3 separate regions of the Homo sapiens genome follow, and all the other regions are linked to region 3. The links are chromatin contacts, found by Hi-C in ENCODE. All regions are on one chromosome and are shown on one strand. The core of a region is the stretch at or near the end of the contact, and the rest is flanking DNA. Distances in the headings are between cores, read along the strand shown.

Region 1 (3,491 bases), core at 531-3,030, 170 kb before region 3:
TTCCCTTCAGTAATGGAGAAAGCTCACAAAAGAAGAGAAGGGACATGCTTCACTCAGGTAGGCAATATTGCTTCTTTAACCCCAGGTGCAGCTATAGAGGCTTCCAAGTATATTAAGGTAAGAAGGCATTTGAGAATGGAGTTTACGCTGCAGGTACCCATGTCTTCCCGCATACTCCGGAGACTAGATTTGGGTTTGAATCGATTCTGTGGCTTTCTTTTACAAATTTCACTCCAGCCTAACATTGTCTCAACATTGTCCTCGCCCACTACCAATAATTTCCACTTTAGTAACAACATTCAACTATTCTTGAGAATAGCTGAGCCTCAAATTGGGTAACACCACCTCATAGTGTCATAGAACTGAGATCCCGTGACCCTACCAACCTATAGGTGTGCAGTGCATCAGCTGCTGCAACTTGTTACCCAACTGCTGCCTCTGGTCAATTAACAAAAATAAACTTCTTTCATAAAGGCAACTTGTTGGCAAAGATTTTCTTACTTAGTAAGTCTTTCCACCTCTGGTATTATAACAGAGAGGCCAAAACAAAATTAAAATTAAGATTGTCATCAGTAAGTTCTCAGGGTTAAGTACGTATACCGCTTTTGAGTTATCTTTAAAACAACTTAAGCCAAATCCTCCCTTAAAAATAATGGTTTGAATTAAATCTCATGTCTCCCAACCTGCAATCCATGATGAACAAGCTGAACTACAGCCTTAAACAACAGAGAAATCCTTGGAACCAACATTTAATTAAAAAGACCATTAGACGGTGCCTCATTGGAAGCACAGAACATGCTTAAATGAATTTTTCAATATGTAGATAAATGTTTTACCATTAGGGTTTCTTAAAGGAAGTAAAAATTGGCAACTCATTAAGAGTGTACATAGGTACTATAAACAGACAACAAAGTGCCTCTGGCATGTTTCATGATTTAGACATCAAAAGAAAAAGTCATAAAATCTACTTGCAGTAAAACAAAGTCCATTTTTCCTCAACAAGGCTGGTATCTATTAGCTACCTCATATGTGGAGAAAGAAAAGTTACCAGTCCTTTAATCAGATATATCTGAAATGTTTTGGGAATAAATATGAAATAGCGAAGAGTGTATGTATTTGATGTTTTCTATTTTTTACACTATACAAATGAGAATGACCTTGGTGGTTTAAAACATTCATCCTCTCTGTTTCTAATAATACCTACAATCAGTTGTGTGTATTAAAAGCTTTGTTAATAATCTACAAGTGGTAGGTGACCTCAGCATTTAGTTCTGTGGTTTAAAGCATGACCAAGATTGTGTTTTTGTTTTCCCCATTTTACAGCTAAAAAGTATGATGTTAAAAATACTGACAAAAACGAGTTGTTGCTATAAATATGTGAATCAAATGGGAATTTTCTGGACTTTGTTATTATGAACATTGCACAAAGAAAAAGCCAATGCATCACACCAGAATGTCAGTGGGATAGAGTACTGAGCCAAAGGAAAAGGGCAAAGAGCCCACTTTGGTACACCTGGAGTAGATTACACACATGGGGTTGATCTTTCCCTTGAAGCCAAAAAGCTCTGGTAATGTGCTCTCCACAGTACATGATAGAGCAGGGTAAAGCTGGAAATTAATCACCCAGTGCTACCAGAGCAGTTCATTACATGCAATTGACAGCTTCCTCTCTGTATTTTTAGATGGCTAAGAATCAAGTAGTTGCACATCAAAATGTGATTTTTTTTCTTGCTTCTTGGCACAGGACCCGTATCTGTCATCATTTCATGTCCTCAAAGGCCTGAGAGAAGCTGCCATCCTTGGGCAACAAAGGATGCCATGCAAAGCAGCTCAGAACTTGAGTTGTTTCAACAGATGCTGTTTTATGTTTTGCCAAAGAATGGCCCCTTTTATTTCTGTCATGAATGCAGTCTTTCTTTCAGTTTCTAAATGTTTGCCAGTATTAACCCTAATCCTTATCTGTCATTCTTTTAGGATGATGGGCTGTCCTTTTTCCTTTGGAACCAGCATAACCTTCACCATGTAAATATGGATTGCAAAGAAATGGAAACGTGGTGCTGTTCACCTTACAGCCCCTGATGATTTCTTATAGTGGGGGAGAGGGGGATTGCACTTCAAGGTCAGAGTAGCTGAGCCACGTTATTCCAGTGTAAGAAAAAATGCTAACATTGAAATGAGCAATTTTCCCCTGTAAAGATTCTCTGCCTAGGGGAATAGAAAGATCAGAAAAGGGAGCTGGTGGAGGAAAGAACTAGAATAAACAAAGCAAGCTCAGAACAATTTATTCCTATGTTTGTTTACTGAAATAGAACCAGGAAGGACCGATGAAGGTCTGAATTAATGTAATTTATAAGAAGAGAGGCTCCCCTCCAAGGCAATGAAGTGATCTCTTTCCAAATATGTAACCAGGAGTGGCTCCCTATAAACCCAAGGCATGTCAGGGCAAAGATGGTATTCCAGATCTTTACAGCCTCCCCACTTTTTGCCTCAGAGAGAGTTCCTAATTCACCATTTAGGGATTCAGAATTGTTAATCAAACTTGCTCTGATGAAATTTTGAGGGTTGTTCTGTTTCTTGTCACAAGTTGAATTGTTCAAAAGCACTGCATCACAGATCTGATTTTCCGCATTGCGCTAGCATTTTCTTACCTTGGGGCAGGCAAAGGGCTAGTCAAACTTTAAAATTGGAACTTCTTCCATTTTTTTCCCTCAGAGCATTTGAAGTTTTTTTGTTTTGTCTGTTTGCTTTGTGTCTGTTACATTTCTCTATTTTGCTTTTCAAGTGCAAAACTACTGTGCTGGAGATGATAGAGGGGATACATAAAGGGGGAAAATACATGCTCAAGGAAGTTCACAGAGTGGATACTCTATATCCAATAATAACAGTGAGGAAAGAAAGAATGCAGTTGAAGATATGAGGGGCAGAGTAATACAGAGATTTTCACAGATTTAGAGGATTGCTGCCCAAATCCTTCTGTTTCTCTCTTTTTGTTCCTAGTGAGAGTTGTTAAAATAGCTAACATCAACATGCCTATTCTGCACAGAGGAAGGATATATGAAGAAAGCAAGAAACCACTAGCCTATGTGCAGGGTGATATGCCTTACAGCCATGCTCAGTTACTATTTTTGATCGTGGGCCTAGAAATAACCATCTGGGCAATCAGACTTTTGCATTGACATGCAATGTTGGCTAAATCCACAGGCAGCTGGCTGAGTACTATTTAAACTCAGTGCTGAGATGGGAGTAGGCCCTGACAGGCAGTAGTTAGGGGACACTCATCTATTCTACCCATGTCAACAGTAATGATACTGTAATTCTTTCCAAAATGTGGTCCTTTTTGCTATGTTTTGACAAGCTGGCTGTTATTCTAACTTTCTGTATTATTGGAAACACACAGACTAGACATTGATACACATATATGCATATGCATGTGTTTATATGGCTGTATACAGTTATGGAAGAATCCATGAGAGTCAATCATCCATATTTAT
Region 2 (3,438 bases), core at 265-2,764, 210 kb before region 3:
GGCCTGGGAAATGTTAGTTTTAGATAGAGGGAGTGGAGGTGGCTAGTGCTGTTATCAGGGCATAAAACAGCAGCCAAACTTCTATTCTGAGTAAGGATAAACAAGGTCACAAGTTTCTGAGTATACTATAGAGTCATTGCTTGAGAAAATGAAGAAACGTATTTCATGTTCATGATATAGTGTCAACATTTACATAAAAAGGAAAGAAAAACACCCGCAAAAAAAGCTATATTCTGTGATCGCCAAGTTATTTTCTGCCCTCAAACATCTGAAGGAAACCCATTCCACAGTAATGATGGCTGACTATGTCAGTGACTCTCAACTGGCAGTAAGTAGAGAATAAAAGTTTGCAGGAAGGCAGGTAGGAAGGATGAAATGTAAGAGTTCCCCTTTCCCTCCTATGTATAGAATCAAGAGTACAGCATAAATCACCAGGTGAAGAATCAAAATACCAGGCTTAGAGTACTAACTCTCTAGCTGTGCAACCTTGGACAAATCAATTAGTATTAATAACTCCAATTTTCAGTTTTCTCATGTTGAAACAATACATTGCTCTGCACAGTTTTTGTGAAACTACATACATGAATGTGCTGTTTTAGACTGTAAAGTGTGCTGAAAATTTAAGTTTTTCTTATTAATTGGCAGAGATGAATGTTCCTACTTGGTCTCGAGATTCTTGCAAACCCATTTGTTTAGTCATTTTCCCTAGAGCTGAGTCTCAAACACCTATGTGCTTTGTCTCTGGTCCCAATCAGATAAACAATGTTATGACCTGCTTCTACACACTTGCCTGCCCAGGGCATCCCTCCAGGAGGAATGGACTTGTCCTCACAGATGCATGTTTAATATGAAGAACAACTGTTACTCCAAAAACAGTCCTGAAATTTCTGTCACCTAGTGACTCCTAAATTTACTGTGATTTTTCCCTTTTGAAAAATAATAAGAAAATGTGTCAAACAACATATCTAATCCTGAGGTAATGTGAAACTCATATAGCTCCTGGTGAGAAGCTGCAAAGTGGCAATTCTGAAGAGAAAGTTTATAGAATATGCTTGGCAATCTTGAGAATTTTCATTAAAAAAAAGACCATACAACACTTGCTATGAAAAGATATTACATTTTCTCCAGAGAAGTAACACTTCCTCCTTTGTTCTGGAGGTTCTCCAAAGATTTCAGAGCCATTTTGCAGGTTGTGTTACCTAAAGTTATTAAAACTCACAAAATATCCATGAAGTAATAAAATGGAAGCTATTCGTATGCCAATCAAACAGATACTGAAACAACGGTCCTAAGGAAATATGACCTGTCTAAAGCCTCCTAACAAAAAACTGATGGGTCCAGAAATAGAATCTAGGCAGCTGACTCTAGACATTCCAAAACACTTCCTCTCTTCAGAATTATTATTGTTAATTCCCTCTACACATAAACAACCTCCAGCTCCCGGAGGATGGATGAGATCATGCTAACAAGTCATCCATTCTTTCCATAAGAAACACAGCAGTCATAGCCAATGAGCTAATTCATAGAATGTCCATGTGCCATAGTGAACACACACACACACACACACACACACACACACCCCACACTCCCATTCTAGATGCAGATTGTTTTTGTTTTCTTCAGCTAAGCTGTAGTTGAGATTTTAATTTCAAGCTTTAGCCCATGATTTTTTGCCTGAATTTCACACTATATGCTTTTCTATTTCTACTTGTTCTTTCCTTCCTGTACCAAATAATAAAGAACTAGACCATAGTAAAATGGATTTTTGACAGATTTTATAATTTAGCTATTGTCACTTCCACAAAGGCCATTCATTAAACTAACATGTATTATGGACATGAAATAGAATTTGAAAAGCTGAAAGTCATTCAACCCTGACCATAAAAAATACTTCCATAATTTAAACTTACCATATCAGAATTAAACTTGATTTGAAGATGTTAAAAAATGAATATATTTGAGAAAGAAATCCTTGCAAATAGCATCTCAATATAATGTTGGCAATTTGCACAATTTATGTATATTTTCTCCTGCCAAGATACTTCTAAGAAAAGACAACGGTAAAGACAATGGTAGTAGGAAAGAGGAATTGGGTCTCCAAAGACCATCTGCAGTTATCGGCAAAAGATACTTTGTCTATGTGTGCAGTTTTAAAAAGACTGGTAGCCTATACTGGATTTTAGGTCAGAATGGAGCATGTGGTGTTGAGGGGGAAAGCATTACCAGCTTCGTCTTCTTTAAATATGAAAGAGGATATTCTGGCTACATTGTTGGTGATCAGCAGTGTCTGACTCAGCCTCTGCAATTTTTCCATTATAATGCTCATGAAAATAGGGAAAGAGATACAGTTTCAACAGTGGAAACTAGAAATGTGGGTCAAAAATGTGTCAGGAAAAAGTTGGAGAGTCAACTAAGGAAAACTTAGCCTGGAGGCAGAGTGAGAAAGGCACATGGGTTAATGAGGTAGGGGATTTCCATCTACGCATACTCATGGAGGCACAAACCCACCTTTCTGCTTTGTAAAAGCCCACCTCTATTTAATCCAAATACACTGTTTCACCCCTTGGCCCTGCTTCAATCTCTAATGCATCTCTCCACCCCAATATTCCTCAGTAATGAAATGCTAATGAGGTCAAAATGGATGTGAGTAATATTTTAGATTTTCTTCACTATTTGGGATTTTTCTGCAATGCAAGAAATACAGAGAACTTCAGACTAGACAGAATAAGATTCTTCCCTTATGTCTAGACAAGGTAATCTAGTCATAACACCATGAGATTGTTTCTCAGACCAACAGATACTAAATTAAAGACAACACGGTACCAGAAAGTTGACCGGTGTGAACAGTGATACCTCCTATATCTTAAGATTTGAAAGGATGATTCTAATTAGATTCAGATAAAACTGAATAATACTAAAACAGAATAATCCATTTGTTTCAAGGATGAGGCAATCTCTTTTCAAAACAAGTAAGTACTGTATGAAGTGATTGTATAACACAAAACACAGACACTAGCACTAGAGAAGGAGCAGAAGGATATTTTTTGAAATCATTTATAATTTTAAAAGCTGATAAATTATTGTATTTATTGTATTTGTTTTTTGCTGTAAAAAATGTAAGGAAACAAGGCTTCTACACAATAAGCCAATAATGGTAAATTTGTTAAAATTACAGACTGACATTTGAATTGGAAGGACAGAAAGTAGCATGATGGTTTCTAGAGGCTGAGAAAAGGAAGGAGGAGAGAATTGTTTAATGAGTACAGAGTTTCAAGTTTGCAAAATGAAAAGAGTTTTGGGGATTGGTTACACAGCAATTTGTATTTAACACTACTGAACTGTCACTTAAAATAGTTAAGATGGTAAATTTCATATTATATAAATTTTATAATTAAAAATTTTTAGAAAGAAAGATAATAACTAATATAGACAACAAAA
Region 3 (3,271 bases), core at 538-3,037:
CTAAAGATGAGAGAGCCTGAGCAAGTTAAGGAGAAGGAGGAAGAAAGAAAGAGAGAGACAGAAACAGGGACAGAGACTGAGGATGAATATTATGAGAGAGAGCCTAGATTACTAGTCGCTTTCCATTTCCTGGTTCTAAACCCACTGCTGAAATATGTTTAGCTTCTGGATTCACCCAGAATAAAAGTGCAAATGAATTGCACATTCAAAGCTCCCTCTTATGGACCAGTTCTGGCTAATATTAAATTACATCTTTAATGGGCCTTCCTCCTTCAACCCTACATTCCCAACATTCATAATTTTTTCCTCTGCTTTAGTAATTTTTCAACAAGTCATTTCCTACTTATCTGTAAAGATCTGGATCAAATATCACCTCCTCTGTGAAGTTTTATCAAATTCTGTTAGGCAAAGTTAGTCATTGCTGCACCTGTGTTTTCACAGTACTTTCCACATTCCCGAATTATAACTATTTGCTTATGAAACTCCCATCCATCAAACTAGAAGGACTTGTGGGTTCTTGAATCTCCAGCATCTAGCAGTTTCTGGCACACAGTGGGCTCTCAATAAATGTTTATTAAGTGAATGAATCGATGCAGCAATTACTTCCTCTATGATGTTTTAAAACAACAAGACACTCCCAAAATCCTGTGTCTGTCCTCAATCTTTTGAAGGGAACTTTCCCTTTATAAGCAACTATTAGCTTTCTTGCTCTCCATCCATACTTCTCTTGAGGCAGGCTCATTCTAGAACACTTACTATTCTATAACTCATATATTTTTCATAAGAAGTGACTCAATCCTGCTTATAGCTAGGGTTCATTAGCAAATGAGGCTTTCACACTGCAAATATCACTCCTAGAGTGAGTTTACACTTAGAGAAGACATACAGAAAAATTAATTGAAGAGCTTCAGAAATTACTATAATTTGGATTTATTCACAGGAGTTAGCCTACTTTACTGTTCAACGTAGAAAGATATGTTAGTTATACCATGAAACATCAAACTGATTTGAAGAAAAGTATAAATTATAATACAGAATTTTTTAAAGGCCTAAATAAGCCTATAGCATATCAGAGCAGCAAGTGAAACGACTCAGATATCCTAAGTCTCAGCAATGCTCTTTATCACTTTGGAATCCAAATTTCCAGTTTCACTATTGTGATTTCAGAGGGTAGCTACATAACTAAAACTCATATGCAGCACATGTAGCTACAGGGCTTCTGCTGTCTTCTTGTTTCAAAGAGGCATGAGCTGTTGGCTCACCAGATTTTTAAATATCTATTGAGGGAAACAGAGAAACAAAGCAAAGGGATTTTTTTTAACTGCATGTATATGTGTGTCTGTCTGTTTCTCTACTGTGTGGGTGTGTGTATGTATGCAAAATTATATGACATTATATACAAGTATATATCCACAATAATATATATGTATGTGTATGTATATGTGTATATGTATATAAGTCTGAAAGTGTTTTTTTTTATTTTTTCCTCCAACCCTTCATAAGGTGAAGTTTCATCAAATCACATCATGTGACTCTCCAGGAACCTCACTGAACGGGTCTGACTCATCGTCTGGGAATTTTAAATAGGCATGTGCTTCCATGAGAGTTAATACTTAAAAATACACGTACACACAAACTGGCAGTGAAAGAGAGAAAAAAAAAAACAAAACAAGTGAAACTTTTGCTTGGCACAAACGCTCAGGTCAGACACTGGCCACTCAATATTTCACAGTTAATTACCAGGTGGAGTTACCTTTAGAGTGAAGGTGGTGGCTCCGTGCTCAGGGGGCAGAGGCAGTAAATCTATATTTATATCATTAAGTCAGCCAGGTTGGATTAAGCAGTGAAAGGGACTGCCCCTGAAATCGCTGACCCTGATTCCCCTCTGTGATATAAAATTTTCCTGAGAACCGAGGGCTGTGTCTGCCCACTAGTGGTCAGGTGGCAGAGCTGGTGGGACCCAGACATTCCCTAGAGGATTTTATGCCAAGTTCTATCTGGATCAGTTGGGAATTGGCCCTGGCCACCCAGTCTGCTTTTTAAAAAGCATTTCGAGATCTATCAACTCAGCCCCATGAGATAAGTCAGTAAGAATAACACAGGCTATGTCAATCTTGAGGGAAGGTTTCTGTTTGCGATAGTTACCTTAAACTCTTATTAATGACGAGTAACTGCACTAGGAACTAACATTTCTAATCTATTACCAAAAGATCACCTGAGTCAGTAACACTCAGTAAAGACTAATCACTTTTTTCTTTCTCTTCCCAGACCTTCATAGAATACCACAACGACGTTTTTCTATTTGAAAACTACGAAATGTTCTTCCATTGTTAAAAGAATTAATTTGGAAAACTTTAAGTTAGAATTAAAAGTCTTTTACTCAATTGGCCCCAAACTATAATTTCCTCTTTATCTTTATTAAGTTCCTAAATGAAATCTGTATTCTAGCTAAACTCAAACACTATTGTTAGCTGACTTTTCAGTTTTTCCTCCATGCTTTACTCATGACTGCCTACTTGAAGCACTCACCATGTTCTAATACCTACCCACCTACCTACTTACCTATACAAATATTACCCTTGATTCAAAGCCAAATCCTACATCATCAAACTCTGAAATGCCTGAGATTAGCATGTACTAAGTATATGAAACTTCCTATAGCCTCCTTTCATTGCCATATTTGTATCTCAAGCAATAACTTAGATATATGTCATCTCTACAGGAATTATGTCATATACTCCTTTTAACCCTTATAATGTCCGGTAAAGTTTTTTGTTGTTGTTGTTGTTTTTATTTGTTTCTGGTTTTTACCTTGGAAAAGGGTGTCCACAAATATTTGTTGAAAGTAAAACACAGAGATAAATCTGTGATTAAATTTATCAGTCAAGACTCAAATCCAACACAGTTTTATTGTGGTCCAACGTAATAGCACCAATAACAAAGCTACCCCTCCATGGGTTTAGTTTTCTCTATAACTCCTAGGAACATTAATCTTGCATTGTGGGTAGAAAAAGGCTGTTGGGTGGCGTATTGACTCCCTGATAAAGTATAAATTTTCTTCAACCTTCACATGAGTGTTAGACTTCATGATATGCAGATTTTCTCAATTTTAGCACATTTTAAAATAAAAACTGTTTGTATGAAATACCATTGGAAAACTTAAATAAGTTTTAAGGAAATTCAAATCCATGAGCTCATCCTTTTCTTTCACCACTTCTTTGTCCAGTGACATTAGGAACAACCAGACCATCTCATTATATTCACTAGTTTT

The links. A loop is a pair of places that touch in the nucleus more often than their neighbours do. Pooled maps may share reads with other maps.
Region 1: a loop to region 3 is called in a map of Calu3, with 4 times the contacts of the local background. The contact joins two enhancer-like sites. A Hi-C loop is called at or near these places in 2 of 168 maps with a recorded cell type or tissue (Calu3 and heart left ventricle) and 5 of 50 pooled maps.
Region 2: a map of endothelial cell of umbilical vein shows a loop between it and region 3 (7-fold over the local background). The contact joins two enhancer-like sites. A Hi-C loop is called at or near these places in 2 of 168 maps with a recorded cell type or tissue (chondrocyte and endothelial cell of umbilical vein) and 4 of 50 pooled maps.

Annotation. Positions count from the first base shown.
Region 1 is chr6:22,655,956-22,659,446 of GRCh38, forward strand. The region is part of intron 2 of LINC03005 (long intergenic non-protein coding RNA 3005); the gene reads right to left. LOC105374973 (a long non-coding RNA gene) reads left to right here. Exons shown (of 5, transcript XR_007059497.1): 4 at 11-57; 5 at 1,975-3,491. Among named protein-coding and RNA genes, the nearest start is that of LINC03005, 60 kb to the right of the region's middle. Within about 2 kb of position 1,781, at least 3 of the 41 ENCODE cell types and tissues checked have a DNase peak (open chromatin) inside an H3K27ac peak, as active enhancers do.
Region 2 is chr6:22,612,443-22,615,880 of GRCh38, forward strand. No RefSeq gene overlaps it. Among named protein-coding and RNA genes, the nearest start is that of HDGFL1, 45 kb to the left of the region's middle. Within about 2 kb of position 1,515, at least 2 of the 41 ENCODE cell types and tissues checked have a DNase peak (open chromatin) inside an H3K27ac peak, as active enhancers do; they include endothelial cell of umbilical vein, where a contact is called at or near this core.
Region 3 is chr6:22,826,709-22,829,979 of GRCh38, forward strand. No RefSeq gene overlaps it. Among named protein-coding and RNA genes, the nearest start is that of LINC03005, 110 kb to the left of the region's middle. Within about 2 kb of position 1,788, at least 15 of the 41 ENCODE cell types and tissues checked have a DNase peak (open chromatin) inside an H3K27ac peak, as active enhancers do; they include endothelial cell of umbilical vein, where a contact is called at or near this core.